Linked DNA regions of Mus musculus: region 2 is linked to region 1. A link is a loop called in an ENCODE intact Hi-C map of the cell type or tissue named here. Cell type or tissue: left cerebral cortex. All regions are shown on one strand. Each heading gives the region's core, and the rest is flanking DNA. Links, peaks and the distances in the headings are about the cores only.

Region 1 (7,628 bases), core at 894-5,893:
TGTGCAGCACCGGTGGATGCCAGAAGAGGGCATTGGACTCCTGGAATTGGAGTTTATTGGGATCACAGAGGTTGTTAGTCAGTACTGGGAATTGAACCCTGATCCTCTGAAAGAGCAGCCAGTGCTCTTAACTGCAGGCCATCTCTCCTGTCCTCACCAGTTGTTCTTAAACCTTGATCCTCCTAACCCCACACAGTTATTCTTACTCTCTAGCTCTGGAGCTGCCGATCTCTCTTCCCTTTCTTTTCCTGTACTGGGGATTTACTGTATACTTTTGTGTTCTATTACCAGGGTCAGCTGATACTGTGTTTGAATTCTAAACAGCCATGCGCTATGAGCTTCTAGAAAGAAAACACCATTTTCTTTACCATATAGTCAGCCATATTTGCTATAGTGCCTGGTCTTTGCCTGTGCCTTCTTTTGATTGGGAGCACACTGAAGAGTATCCTAAAGGGTATCTTGATACCTCCTCCTAAGAAGCCTTGAAGCCTCCATTTATAGGTTGATTCACAGTGGGAGAGAGCCACATTTGAAATTTATTTTTCTGATAATGTGACTTTTCTTATCTTTTATTTCTGTGCTGTCTTTTATATTTTTTGTACCTCTTGCTTGAGCTTGCACCTTCTGCATAGTTGGCTATTATGTCATCTTTGGGACTACAGAGTGAAAGTTAGAAGATTTTAAAGTTCTCAGAATAATGTCGCCCACATCGCACATATGTCACATTTTGAATTTACTAGCTAAGCCTCCAGATATGTGCTTTATATACAGTATGTTCAGCATACTGACTTATGAGAACCCAAAAACATTAAGACTTAAATCACTTTTGTTTTAGACAAAGGCTGGTTGTGTGTGTGTGTGTGTGTGTGTGTGTGTGTGTGTGTGTGTGTGTGTCTGTCTGTCTGTCTGTCTGTCTGTCTTTATGTCTATGTGTCTGTCTGGTATGGTGTGTGTCTGGTCTATCTACCATCCCGTTTGTTCCTGTGTCGTTATGTGCCATGTCCATCTATACCTCCATCCATTCACCCCCCAGGTTCTCAGTATATGGTTCTAGTTGGCCTGGAACTCACTTATTTATGTGAGACCAAACTGGCCTCTTATAGAGATCCATCTGCTTCTCCCTTCTGAATGTTGAGATTGAAGGCATGTGCCATCATAATCAGCTTTGGGTTTGATTTGGTTTGATTTTGACAGTATCTCTTTCCTCTATTATGTAGCTCTGGCTGTCCTGGAATTTGCTGTCAGACCAGGCTGGCCTCAAGTTCACAGAGCTCTACCTGTCTCTGCTTCCTTAGTGGTGGGAATAAAGGCCTGTGCCACACTATGCCTGGCCTTGTTTTTGGTTTTAACTACACCCCCCTCCCAAAAAAAACCCCAAAAACAAAAAAAAAAAAAAACCACAGGCTCTCAAAAAGCCCAGGTTGACCTCAAATTCAGTGTCTAGACAAGGCTGGCTTTGAACTCCTGATTTTCTTGCCTCTGCTTCTCAAGGGCTGAGATAAGGTATGTAAATGCACAGCTAATAGTTTTCACTAATTGAGGTATAGAACACTTTTTGTATTCATAGCTTGCTTTCCTTACTCATAATTCCTTTCTTTTGCTTTTTTATTAGTTTCTTTGATTTTAGTTTTAACTCTTCCCTCCTCCTGTATTGTCTTACGTGACTTATTTATCTTGAGACAAAGTTTTATTGTACAGTAGCCTATGTTAGCCTTTAACTCAGAGCAATCCTTTTTGCCTTCTGAGAGACAGGCATGGGTTACCATTCCCATTTTACTTTTTTTCCTTCAAGGCAAGAGTAGAATAGACAGGGGTGGCCTTAAGCTTGCACCTGCCCTGCCTTTATAAATCACCAGTCTGTTGGGAATGTAGCTTTGCCCATCTTGCCCAAGCTCCTGACATCCCTCCCCCCATTGGTATGTTATATAAGTAATTTTGTGCATAATATGTTGGGGCTTTTGGAAAATTTGAAATATCTATTGGTTATAAGTCTGTGGGCCTCAGCATAGAACTCTGATACGGCCTTACCTTTTTGTCACTGAGGAAATAGGTTCAGAGAGGAGACTGACTTGCAAAGTCAGTGTGCTATGGAGGCTTATGGCCATTTTTATTTTGAGATTATATTTTAATTATCCTTGCTGTATGTAATTATGGACTTTTGTGTTTAATTTTGTTTAATTGCTTACACATAGTAAAGTATGTAGTGATTAAAGCTGCGTTACATAAAATACAGCATATCCACCATAAGTTTCTATAATGAACCAAAGCTGTTAAAACAAAGATGTTCAGGGTTTTTTTTTTGGTTTTTTTGGTGGGGGGGATTTTTCGAGACAGGTCACTTTGTAGACCAGGCTGGCCTTGAACTCAGAAACCCGCCTGCCTGCCCCGCCCCCCCCCCCCCCCCCCGGGGGTGGGGGGGCTGGGACCACGCCCAGCTTGCTATTCATATTCTTAAAGATTAAATACAAAAGATGGTACACATCATTAAGAGATCTCAGTGACTGGAGCATTTGGCATGTCTGTTCTATGGTATATGAATGTTCTTTTAAATAACTGCTACAGGTTTTGTTTGTTTTGGGTATGTCAAGTAGCAAGACTTTGCACTGGAAGAATATGTAGTGGGATTAGGAATTCAAGTTTGCTGTTGTTTCATTATCAGTGAAAAAGAAAAGTTTAAAATTCTAAAAACTTAATTTGCAAATAAAAATATTGAGCTATTATGGGTTGTTTTTTGTTTGTTTATTTTTGTTTTTTGTTTGTTTTTTCAAGACAGATTTCTCTGTGTAACCCTGGCTGTCCTGGAACTCACTCTGTAGACCAGGCTGGCCTCAAACTCAGAGATCTGCCTACCTCTCTCTGCCTCCCAAGTGCTGGGATTAAAGGCATGCGCCACCACTGCTGCCTGGCTGAGCTATTCTTTTTTTTTTTTTTCTTTTGGTTTTTTTTGAGACAGGATTTCTCTGTGTAGCCCTGGCTGTCCTGGAACTCTCTGTGTAGACCAGGCTGGCCTCAAACTCAGAAGTCCACCTGCCTCTGCCTCCCAAGTGCTGGGATTAAAGGCGTGCACCACCACCGCCTGGCGAGCTATTCTGTCTTAATTTGACATTTTCTTTGTAAATGTTAGGGAGAAGTTAGGCATGGAAGAAACTACTTAGGATTTCTGTGATAGCCTCATCACACATTTAGCTGTGTTGAGAAGCTAATACTCTTGCTCAGCAGTTCCTTTGCTGGCAGAATGATATAGTGGTGTTCCTCACCAAGGACTGTCATGTCATCAGTATTTCTAGTCCTACTTGTGTGACTCCAGGTTGGCCTCCTAACTTGGTACAGCTGTGGAACTCCAGACCCTCCTACTTCTATCTCAAGTAGTTCTTATTTTGTTTTTTGCTTTGTTTGTTTAAAATAGTGGCTTGAAATTTATTCAAAAGACTAAATAGTAATCTTGGAAGTGGAAGAATATTTTCCTGAATGTGGTAGGTGAGAAATGTTTGAGGGAATGCTGAATTACTGTCTGTGTGTGTGTGTGTGTGTGTGTGTGTGTGTGTGTGTGTGTAGGGACTCCTGAGTGCCAGGATTACAACATGCCCAGTTTTATTTTTCTTTTCTTAGAATGTTTTTCTCTAAAGTAGGCAGGAACTGTAAGTAATATGATATTAATCTCATAAAACTGCATAAAACATTTTAGGTTGACATTACAGCCGCCCCCCCCCTAAAAAAAAAAAAAAAACCAAACCAAATCCAGCAACAGAGGAACTTCAGTGTATTCCAAATCTGCATTTCCCCATGTTGAAGACACTGTAGGTGAACTTAGTGAAAGTGGGTAGGCTCCGTGGAATAAAAGTCTACCTTTGCTCTCTCCTCTCTCTTTTTAAAATTTTATTTATTTTATGTATGAGTGCTCTATCAGCATGTACACCTGCATGCCAGAAGAAGGTACCAGATCTCATTACAGATGGTTGTGAGCCACCATGTGGTTGCTTTGAATTGAACTCAGGATATTTGGAAGAGCAGCCAGTACTCTTAACCACTGAGCCAACTCTAGCCACTACAATTTTTTTTTTTTTGTTGGTTTGTTTTGAGACAAGATTTCTCTGTGATGCCCTGGCTGTCCTGGAATTCACTCTGTAGACCAGGGTGGACTCAGACTCACAGAGATTCATCTGCCTCTGCCTCTCTGCCTCTGCCTGAGTGCCCCACCACTGCCTAGCTGCTCTCTTCTTTTAATATGGGTAACATTATTCCCCCTGCTTTGGCTCTAGTCAGATATTGTCAGCCATTACTATCTTGAATATTGATTGATCTTACCTGGAGCTACACAGGAAGTGTTAGAGGTCTTCAATGTTGGTATAGTTTCAATTTGTATTATATCGTCTTCTATATAAAACACTACACTCTTAATACCTGCTTAATTACCTGCTGCATTTCTTTTTTTTTTTTTTTTTTTTTTTTTTTTAAATCATCTTGCCTTTTTCAACATCACCCTTTTTTTTTTTTTGTTTTATTTATTTATTTATTATATGTAAGTACACTGTAGCTGTCTTCAGACACTCCAGAAGAGGGCATCAGATCTCGTTACGGATGGTTGTGAGCCACCATGTGGTTGCTGGGATTTGAACTTCAGACCTTCGGAAGAGCAGTCGGGTGCTCTTACCCACTGAGCCATCTCACCAGCCCACCTGCTGCATTTCTTATCTTTAAAGAATTTACTGCCTGGCAGTGGTGGCGCATGCCTTTAATCCCAGCACCTGGGAGGCAGAGGCAGGCGGATTTCTGAGTTCAAGGCCAGCCTGGTCTGCAGAGTGAGTTCCAGGACAGCCAGGGCTACACAGAGAAACCCTGTCTCAAAAAACAAAACAAAACAACAACAACAAAATTTACTGTAGTCAGAAATTGAGTATTCTTGTATTTCACAGTGAAGTGAATCTTAATTGCTTTCTACAACAATTTTGGAAACAGATACTGGGCTTGATTATATAAGCCAGCATCCTGAGAAGTATATTTAAATAATCTGTATGGACCAGAACAAAAATATCAGACCATCCCCAACAATTTGAGAGTTAGGGTGACCAGAGAGTAGTGCAGGTTAGATTGTTACTTAAATGTGGGAGGTAGCCTGTTTTGTTCATTATATTTCACGATTTAAATGATAAATTGAGCCTCATAGCTGTTGCTGTTTTAGCAAGAATCTGACCTAGTAAAAATTTTTTTCAGTCTTTTCAGTTCCTGAGGCTAAGGATCTTAGAATAGCGACTGTAATTATTGGGGCACTCCCTGACTGAGATAGAACCTCTCAAACCTTCCTTTAAGCCTGTGCGCTTCTCTGTTTTTATATGGTGTGTGTGAACAGAATGCATGTGTGAGAGATAATTGCCCTTTCACTAATGGCCCCCTTTCAGTAACCATGTATGGGTAAAGCTGCTCAGTTAGTTCCCTGCTCCTCCCTCACAGAGTGCAGAGCAGAGAGAGGGTGCTCTGCGGAAGCTGCTGCTCCACTTTGCAGCTTTCTATATTTGTACAGCAACAGCAGGAACAGCCCACTAGCTAGGCGGTGCAGTTATCCTGTGCACCCACATTGCTTCAGACCTGCTCAGGATTCAGCCAGGGCTTGAAGTTTGTGTTCTTAACGTGCGTCCATCTGTCTGTCTGTGTACATTTCTGTGGAGGACTAAGGTTTTCAAGTAAAAGAGGTGACTTACTTGTCTTTTTTGGTTTGATTTGTTTAGGTTTGTCAGTTACAAATTATAGAAGATTGAGAATTTTGGGACTGGGTGGAGAAAAGATCTGTAGTCAGCTAATATTATCTTGAGCAGATGCCAGGCTGGTGGACTTAGTGTCAGGAGGTTTCTGAGCTGCTTTAGAAACACGGCTCACTGAAGAAGTGCTTTGTGATCTCAAAGATCAGCTCGGAAGAGTGGGACTCAACACATTTTCTGTTCATGTAAATTTTGAGTATAAAAAAACTGAGATTTTGTGTGCATCAAGATCTTTGGAGTGGGTACAGTAGGACTATTAATTTGCCTTTTGCTGAGAAGAGCTGTGGAGAATATCTGGCTATTTTTGGTTTCCAAGCAATCTATGCTGTTGTCTGGATTCATAGTACTTTGCACAGTTTTGCCTGACAGGCCTTGTAATGTCTTGTGATATCATACCTATTTAGGGAGTAGAGGGGAAATGATCGATAGCTTTCAGGACGTTTTCCAAGCTGCTAAGGTTGATACTGTTTTAAAAGGAGACTTTTGTTGGCTTGCTCTGAGATTGTTTTAATCAGGTAATTCCAGTCTTGATCACTCCATCTAAATAAAGAGAAGCTCTTTGTTTTACTGGTTCCTTTTACTTCCTTCCCCCACCTCATCCCTGTGAGTCACAGGCTGTAGAGCTGGGAATAGAACTTGTCAGCTGAGTGGGGACAAGACAGTTTGCTGTACATGTTTATAACTATGGCTCATTTGGAGATGAGAAGACTTCAGATGCTGGATAAACAGCTTTACTGAGGTGACTTCTATCTGCATCTGGGTTGGTATAGATGCAGAATTATGTGGCTATTTGCTGATGTGTATTGTGTCTTTGAGACTCTGGGTCCTGTATACCTCAGAACACTCTAAAAGAATTGACTATAACAACATATTGACTTAATCGTCTTCTTGGCAGGTCTTTGTGCTCATCACATTTCTACTGTTTTCTCATTGATATCTGAACTATTAGGTAGGGGCTCTTGTTAAAGATCAAAATCAGTGACAGCTCTTAGTTGTTGTAACAACAACATAAGAAATCCTGGCTGTCCTGGAACTCACATCTTGTTTTTACAGCTCAGACTCAACAACTGATACCATGGTTAGCACATTTATGTTACAGATTTTTCTTTATTTTTGGTTATTTAAAATTTTTATAATTTTCCTGCCTTTATTATTGTTCTTGTTGGTGGTGTTATTTTGTTTTTGTTTTTGAGACAAAATTTCTCTCTAGTCCCGACTGTCCTGGAACTTTCTCTATAGACTGGGCTAACCTTGAACTTACAGATCTGCCTGCTGCTGCCTCCCAGGTCCTGGGAATTAAAGGCATGTGCCACTATGGCCAGTTCCTGCCCTTATTTATGTGTATCCATTTTGAAAGCTTCCACAAACTTATTTGATATAATGACAGGGATAAATAAATTTCAAGGAAGAAGAGATAGCAGGCTGGAGAAATAGCTCAGTGATACAGAGAACTGGCTGTTTTCCTAGATCATCTGGGTTCAAATTCCAGCCACCCACATGGCAGCTCACAACTACCAGTAACTCTAGTTCCAGAGAATCTGATAACCTCTTCTGACTTCCATGAGCACCAGTCATATACATGATGCACATATTTACTTGTAGACAAAACACTCATAAAATTAAAAAGAAATTATTAATATTATTTTTAAAGAACTGCACTTAGGCCCAGTGGTTAATGTTGAGTAACAAGAAACACTATGCCTGTTGGATGCTAACGGGCACAGTTGGGGGGCTGATCTATGGTCAGGCATTCTCCCCTTCCTCTTTTTAATGAGAAATATTACCTCTGAATTTATTGACCTCACCTTTTATTTCTAATTTTATACTGTTGGTTATTTTGCCTGTATGTATGTCTGAATCACGAGAATGTAGTAC
Region 2 (7,628 bases), core at 1,288-6,287, 91 kb before region 1:
TTTTGAGAAATCTTAAGGGCCTAGTAGTGTGTGTGTGTGTGTGTGTGTGTGTGTGTGTGTGTGTGTGTGTGTGTGTTTGTATGTGTGTGTTAAAAGTCTGCTCACGGGCTGGAGAGATGGCTCAGTGGTTAAGAGCATCGACTGCTCTTCCGAAGGTCTTGAGTTCAAATCCCAGCAACCACATGGTGGCTCACAACCATCCATAATTAGATCTGACGCCCTCTTCTGGTGCGTCTGAAGACAGCTACAGTGTACTTAGATATAATAATAAATAAATCTTAAAAAAAACAAGTCTGCTCACACTAACCTAGCCTACCACTGTCTCACGGCCATGTCTCAGAAGTGACAGGGTCCAAAATCACTTGTCTACAACCATTTAAGTACGATTTGTATTAAAACATCTGCTCTGGAACAAACTTGCCACAACCCTGAAGAACATCTTCAAATAGATCCTGATAGTTACAGGGAAATCCGGGCAGAGGACAGACTTGGAGGACAGCAAGACAAAGCAGTTATATAAGAGCAGGGTCGTGAGGGTACAAACTGACACTAAGCCTCCAACTCTCCAATTGAAACTATGTGGCACCAACCTCTACCTCAGAAAGGCAGCCAAAAGAGTTCCCTAGAAAAGCCAGGTTTCCATGGCAAATGTCAGGTACTGCATCTGCTTCCGAGGAGCAGGAAGTGCCAAAGGTTAGGTAAGGACAAGACCCAGCATTGCACATTCTCTATCCAGTCTGGGACCCTGCCTTCCTGGTGGCAGAAGGACTGATGAGAATGTCTTTTGGCTAAAAACAAAGGAGAGGGGTGAGAATGGGAGCAGCCATGCATTGTCCTGCTCACTTGCCCCTGGAATTCAATACCAGCCTACCCCTCTGCACAGCAGAGGACAGAAGTCCTGTGGTAAATATTCTTGTCTTCCATGGTGTTTCCTGTCCACTGAGAGATGCACAAATGATAAGATCATGAAAAGTCTAGTAGGGAATAAAGATGGCTCATCAGGTAAAGACATCTGATGTCAAGCATGAGTTCAGTCTTGGGACCACGTGTGGCATGGCGTGTGCTCCATACGCCGTACATGCACAATGAAGGAATGTTAGATTAGTTGAAACCATATGTAAAATGTGCTCTCCCTGAGCTCTGAAACACTGCTTACTGCTGGCGGAGTGGTACAAGCATCATGGAGTCACAAGAGGGATGGATAGTTCATATCTAGCCGGGCAGTCATTAAACATTTAATGAAGGCGTGACATTGGTTTCTTCAGTATTTAAGTTGTGTGTTCATGCAGCTGGAAATGGGGAGACGGTCTGCTAAGGCTGTGAATACATATAGAAGCCAGAGGATGACCTGTAGGAGTCAGTTCTCTCCTTTAAGAACATGTCAGAGATTCAACTCCAGTCACCAGGCTTGGCAGCAAGTGCCTGTACCCACTGAGCCATCTCTCTGACCGAGTTGTTTTTTAAAACCAGAGACAGGATGGTGGAATGGGAGCAGTCTCTAGCTCTGTCACCAGCTGTGGGGTTTTAGATCAGTTACTTGTGGTTCTTGCTCGGTTGGTTTGGGGTTTGGTTTTGTTTTGGGGGGGTTGTTTGTTTTTTGGGGGGGAGTTTTTTGAGACAGGGTTTCTCTGTATAGCCCTGGCTGTCCTGGAACTCAATTTGTAGACCAGGCTGGCCTTGAACTCAGAAATCCGCCTGCCTCTGCCTTCTGAGTGCTGGGATTAAAGGCGTGCGCCACCACACCCGGCTCTTGGTTTTGATTTTATGGAGCTGTTAACTGAATCCAGGGTTTGTGCATACAAGGCAAACATTCTACAATTGAACTATAAGTTAAAGCTTTAATCCTCTTGAATTCAACCTTCTCATCTCTAAAATAAGAAATAATGCTTACTGGAGTATTAAATCAAGTATATGGGTCCAGTTAGCATTTGGTGCGTTGTAGCTATTACTGCTAGGATAGGGGATATTTTACAGATAACAGCAAAGTCAATAAAATTCATAAAGGAGTTGAAGAGCAGCGGGACTGCTTCTCTGGCTGTCCTACCCTTTCTTCAAGGCCATTGAAGGAACACCTGGAGCAGAGACCAGCACATTCTACTATTCAGCAGACACTTGTTGGATATGTGTCCAGCTGTCTCCGCACAGACCTGCCTGAGTGTCTCACAGAATCCCACACTGAGTTACATAGTAGCCTCTGTTCCCAAGCCTGTAGCAGTATTTCTGCTCTCCAAGTTTCTAAGACATGTTATCAACACCCTGTTTCCTAAGGCAGAAACCCTGGAGTCCTCTCTGCCCTGCCTCTCTTCAGAAAAATCACCCTAGGTTCTCAGGAGTGCTGCCTCAGAGGTGTGTCTCCTATCTTTTCTGTCCACCGAGGGAGGACAGAAGGTAGATAAGCCTCAGGCTAGCTCTGTTGTGGCTAGGGCACAGGAGTCTCTTGCAGTTTTATCTACCCTAAGGGCCATGGGTGGTATCTTTTTCTGACCCACAGCTCTCAAGACTTCTCCCTGCCTTCTTTTCATCCTGCAGCCTGAGCCCAAGCCCCACAGGCACAGGTCCGCAGCCTCTGCTCTATGTTTGTCCGCCAGCAGCTGCTATCTGTGTTATCTTCCATGCAGCCTTTGTGCAGGAGGAGCTGGGCTGAGAGACAGGGCTATTTATAAATGGAAAGTGGGTGTAGAGTTCTGCAGTCACAGATGTTTTAAACAGCCTAATTCCTCCTCGCCTCTTTGAAATTCCTGTCCACCCCCTCATTGCCTAACTTTCCCCAAATCATCTACATTTCTGTCCTCCCCTTGGTCAGAGCCACAAAGGAAAAAACAAAACAAAACAATAAAAATTCAGCTACAGAATAAAGCTAAGGGTGGGGACAGTTCACCAAGAATGTAAGACCCATGAGAACCCCTGAGCTAAGTGGAGTCCAGGTACACACATGTGTTAGCAGTGGCCCCACAATCCAGGTAATATCCCCAGTTTCCAAATGAGAAAACAATTACAAAAAACGATGTAAATTTGTTAGTAAGCACCAGAGAGGTAGAATTCACATCTGGGTGTAACTGATGATAATGTGGGAGGAACCAGACACAGAGTGAGACATGGAAGCCAAATCCCTTTGGAAGGATATCTTGGACCACCTAGCCACATTCCAGTGGCTATATAGCAGTGGACTGGAGACACAGCTAGTGCTGCAGCCACTATAATCTCCCCCAGCTAAACCAGTGGTTCTCAACCTTCCTGATGCTGTGACCCTTTAATACAGTTCCTCATGTGTGGTGACCCCCAATCATAAAATTATTTTCATTGCTGCTTCATAACTGTAATTGTGCTACTGATGTGAATAGTAATGTAAATATCTGCTATACTGGATATTTGATATGCGATTCCCATGATCCAGAGACAAATTAGGGGAACCAATGGCAATCGCTGCAGCCCCCCTCTGGCTGCCTGAAGCTTCTCTCCTAAACTTCCTTCTGATCATGAAAAGGGACACCTGGTGCTGTCAGTCAGTAAGCCAGGAACCACAGCCAGACTTGGCACCTATAATTTCAGCACTTGGCAGGCAGAGGCAGAACTATTGCCTTAAGATTGAGGCCAGCCTAGGCTATGGTGTGAGACTTTGTCTCAAAAATCAGAAAGAGGGGGAGCTAACTTAAGAGGAAAGGGCATGGTGGGGAGAGACTGAATCGATGCTTAAATGAGTTAAGGAAGTCAGAGAAAAGTTATCTCGAATTTAGAAACTAGATGGCAATGTGGTACAAATAGTATAGGAAGGTCTAAAGAAGAAATGAGGACATGCCATTTGCAGAAAGTCTCTCAGTGGGAGAAAGGAGGACAGAACCAAAGACGCCAGCCTAGCATCACAGAGGGTGTAACTAACACTATTTAAAAGGCATAAGAGCTGGAAGGAAAGGTGAGTCCTTGGAAATCAGGGCTCTCAAAAGGACAAACATATCCCTGACTTATTTTCAGTGTCAGGCGAGTGAGCCGAGGACTGGGCTCCTCTTGGGAATAAACTGGCAGTTGTCAGGGAAGGCCGGGTACTCAGCCTAGCTGTTCCTCATTGTCCCTGGGGAAACATTGCTAAGCCAAGCAGAGGAAAGGCATGGTTTAGAGAAGGCAATGAAACCCTGCACAGGAAGAAATAATGAGAGAAAGCTAAGGTACCTAGTCATTCCAAATGAGCTGCAAAACCAGGGTGCTGAGGAGCCCTTGAGATAAGTCCCAGGAAAGGGTCACAGTGGTGTGGCAGAGAAAGCCCAAACATTAGAGAAATATGTAAAGCTGACTCTGAAAACACCTGGTGGGTATGTCTTTACTGTGTCCTCCCACCCCCAAATTTATTGTAGTATTATATATGACACTAGCTAGGTTCTGAGTTTGGAAACCTAAAGAAATGATTTGGTGTTTTCACAAAGAATAAAGATGATGAAAATGATAATACCAATGGTAAATGCTATCCTTAAATAGTTCCCTGTTTCTAGCTAGACACCCCCCACACCTGGCTCATTCCTGGGAGAGCAAGGAGCTCAGAGATGACCCAGTCTGTGGCCTTTGCCTATTTAACCCCTTCTGCCCTTCACCCCGGTAGGTTAACCCACCTGTGCTTATCCGGGGAGAAACCTCTGTTTGGAGAGATTAGTAGGTCATCAGTGGTGCTGCCTCTATCGTATTTACACGCAATACCACTCTGGGAGAGAAATCTCATATTTGGGTGTCAGAGTCAAGCTTTTAAAATCACTTAACCCAGTAGAACGTTAAGAACGAAGGTTATTGTGGTCTGAATAAGAATGAGCCCCATAGGCTCACATATTTGAATGATTAGTCCCCAGGGGTAGCACTATTTGAAAGGATTGGAAGGATTAAGAGATGTGGCTTTGTTGTAGGAAGTATGTCACTGGGGGTGGGCTTTTGCTTGTTTGATTTTTCTTTCTTTTTTTTTTTAAGATTTATTTAGTTATTTTATGTATATGAGTACACTGTCAGTGTCTTCAGACACACCAGATGACGGCATCAGATCCCAATACAGATGGTTGTGAGCCACCATGTGGTTGCTGGGAATTAAACTCAGGACTCCTGGAAGAGCAGCCAGTGCTCTTAACTGATGAGCCATCTCTCCAGTTTTTTGTTTTTCAAGGCAATGTTTCTCTTTGTAGTCTTCGATGTTCTAGAACTCACTCTGTAAAATAGGCTGGCCTCACACTCCCCTGTCTCTGTCTCCTGTGTGCTCAGATTAAAGGTGTATGCTACCACCACCCAGGTAAGGTTTGTTGTGGTTTTTTGTTTTGTTTTTTTTTTGTTTTGTTTTGTTTTGTTTTGGGGGGGCATCCCTGGGAGTGTACTTTGACATTTCAAAAGCCTATACCAAACCCAGAGTCTCTGTCTGTCTCTGTCTGTCTCTGTCTTTCCATGTGTGTCTCTCTGTCTCTCTCTGTGTCTCTGTCTCTGTGTCTCTCTGTGTCTCCTCTCTGTCTCTCTGTCTCTCTCTCAATCTCTCTCTCTCTGTCTCTGTCTCTCTCTGTCTCTCTGTCTCTCTGTCTCTCTCTCTCTGTCTACGTCTCTGCCTTTGGACCTTCGGATCTGGATGCAGTTCTCAGCTTCTGTCCCAGTGTTGTGCATGAGGCCACCACGCCCTCCCCGTGATGATGGTGGACTTCCCTTCTAAAAGTGTAAGCAAATCTTCAATTAAATGTTCTTTCCTAAGAGTTGCTTTGGTCATGGTGTTTCTTCACAGCAACAGAACAGTGACTAAGAAAGGAATGGAAAGACCTGCATTTCTATTTGTAAAATTACATTCCTCTATTCACTCCTTCTGTAACTGTATTTCTGCCACAGCCCAAGTGTGAGGATGAAGAAAAACCTGCAGGAGTCAGTTCCCTCCTTCCATCAGGTCCTGGGGGTCAAACTCAGACTGTCAGGTTTGGCAGCAAAGACCTTTACCTACTACACCTGTTAAATTTTTTGTATGTGTATAGGTATTTTGCTTGCATGTGTGTCCACTCACAACCTGAGTGTCTTGTATTCCTACAGGCCATAAGAGAACATTAGGTCCCTTGGTACTGGAGCTACAGCAGGTTGTGAACAACACTGTGTGTGCTGAGAATTAAACCAGGGGCCTCTGAAAGAGCAACCAGTGCTCTTAACCACTGAGCCTTCTCAGCAGCCCTTGTTTTTTTTTTTTTTTGTTTGTTTGTTTGTTTGTTTGTTTGTTTTGTGTGTGTGTGTGTGTGTGTGTGCGTGTGTTTTGGGGACCATGCTTGTTTATTTTGAAGATGGTCTTATTTCCTATCTCAGGCCTGGAGCTTGCCATGTACACCAGACTAGACCTGAGCTCATGATCTTTCTACCTGTGCCTGCCAAGTACTAGAGCTACAGGCATGTAGCTGCCAAGGCATGTGCCTGCCAAGTACTAGAGCTACAGGCAGTGCCACTGCACCCAATCCTCCTCTTTTAAACAACAGTAAAATGTACCCATCAGTTCTTGAAATAATGTTGGGATTTTCATCATACTTAAAGGTCTTTTCTCACTCTGAAAAAAAATATTAGGAAACAAGTTAAATTTCATTTGTTTTATATGTGTATGGGTGTTTTGCCTACATGTGTGTCTGTGTACAACTTGCATGCAACTGACCAAGAGACCTGATAAGGGAGTTTGATCCCCTGAAAGTGGAAGTACAGAGGGTATGAGCTGCCATGTTGGGTTGGAAACCAAACTCAAGTCCTCTGCAGAAGCAACCAGTGTTCCTCATCTCTGAGCCATCTCTCTAGTTCTACTCTAAAAAAATACTTTTTGTTTTGAAAAATAACTTGATGTAAACTGGTCAGTGTGGGCACACCTTTAATCCTAGCACCTGGGAGGCAGAAGTTGAGTCTCTTGAGTTCATGGCCAGCCTAGTCTACAGAGAAAGTTCCAGAACAGCCAGGACTACATAGAGAAATTCTGTCTTGAAAAAAACCAAAGCTAAAAGGCAAACAAACAAAACAAAACAAAAAACAAAAAAGAAAGAAAGAAAAGAAAAAGAAAGAAAAGAAAAGTAACTTAATTTATTTTATTTTGTTTGTTGACAGAGTCTCATTACACAGCCCATGATGGCCTTGAACTCAGGATTCTTCTGTCTTGGCCTCTTAAATGCTGGAATTACAAGTGTGAGCCATCATGTCCAGTTCCATTTATGTATGAATGTATGTATGTATGTATGTATGTATGTATGTATGTATGTATTTGTATTTCATGTGTCAGTATTTTGCCTGTGCAAACAGCGTGCATGCAGTGCCTGTGGAAGTCAGAAGAGTGTGTCAGTGGACCCCTTGGAACTGGAGTCACAGACAGCAGTGAGCAACTGAACCTAGGACCTCTCTGCAAGAGCAGTAAATGCCACCCAGCTCGTAATTTTGAAGTGAAAGCAGTAAATACCCATTCACTGTAGAGAGTTTGGGTAAATATAAAAACTTAGAGAAAGTAGTTTCCTGAGAGAGATTTTAAAGTACTGAGAGAGCAAGTGGTTATGAGTGAGCTTGCGTCCAGAATTGCTTTCCAGGCTTCCTGTTTGCAGCATGATCTCTTGCTTCCCACACGTGCTGAACCATCCAGATATCACCCAGCATGCAGTGTTCATGAAGGCTGGCAGGTG

Evidence for each region. A loop is a pair of places that touch in the nucleus more often than their neighbours do. Peaks named below come from ENCODE experiments on the same cell type or tissue, not always from the same donor. Only the 100,000 strongest peaks of a DNase experiment are listed, where the experiment ranks them.
Region 2: a loop joins it to region 1, with 5 times the contacts of the local background. A loop is called at or near these places in 4 of 42 quality-filtered maps.

Annotation. Positions count from the first base shown.
Region 1 is chr2:90,959,524-90,967,151 of GRCm38, forward strand. All of the region lies in intron 1 of Celf1 (CUGBP, Elav-like family member 1), which reads left to right. Among named protein-coding and RNA genes, the nearest start is that of Celf1, 23 kb to the left of the region's middle. In left cerebral cortex, for the core only: a CTCF peak has its summit at 3,959 (motif pointing right); DNase peaks (open chromatin) are centred at 3,922 and 5,514; H3K4me3 peaks cover 845 bases; H3K27ac peaks cover 4,424 bases.
Region 2 is chr2:90,867,852-90,875,479 of GRCm38, forward strand. No RefSeq gene overlaps it. Among named protein-coding and RNA genes, the nearest start is that of C1qtnf4, 14 kb to the right of the region's middle. In left cerebral cortex, for the core only: a CTCF peak has its summit at 3,734; DNase peaks (open chromatin) are centred at 2,656, 3,188, 3,567 and 3,804; H3K27ac peaks cover 3,640 bases.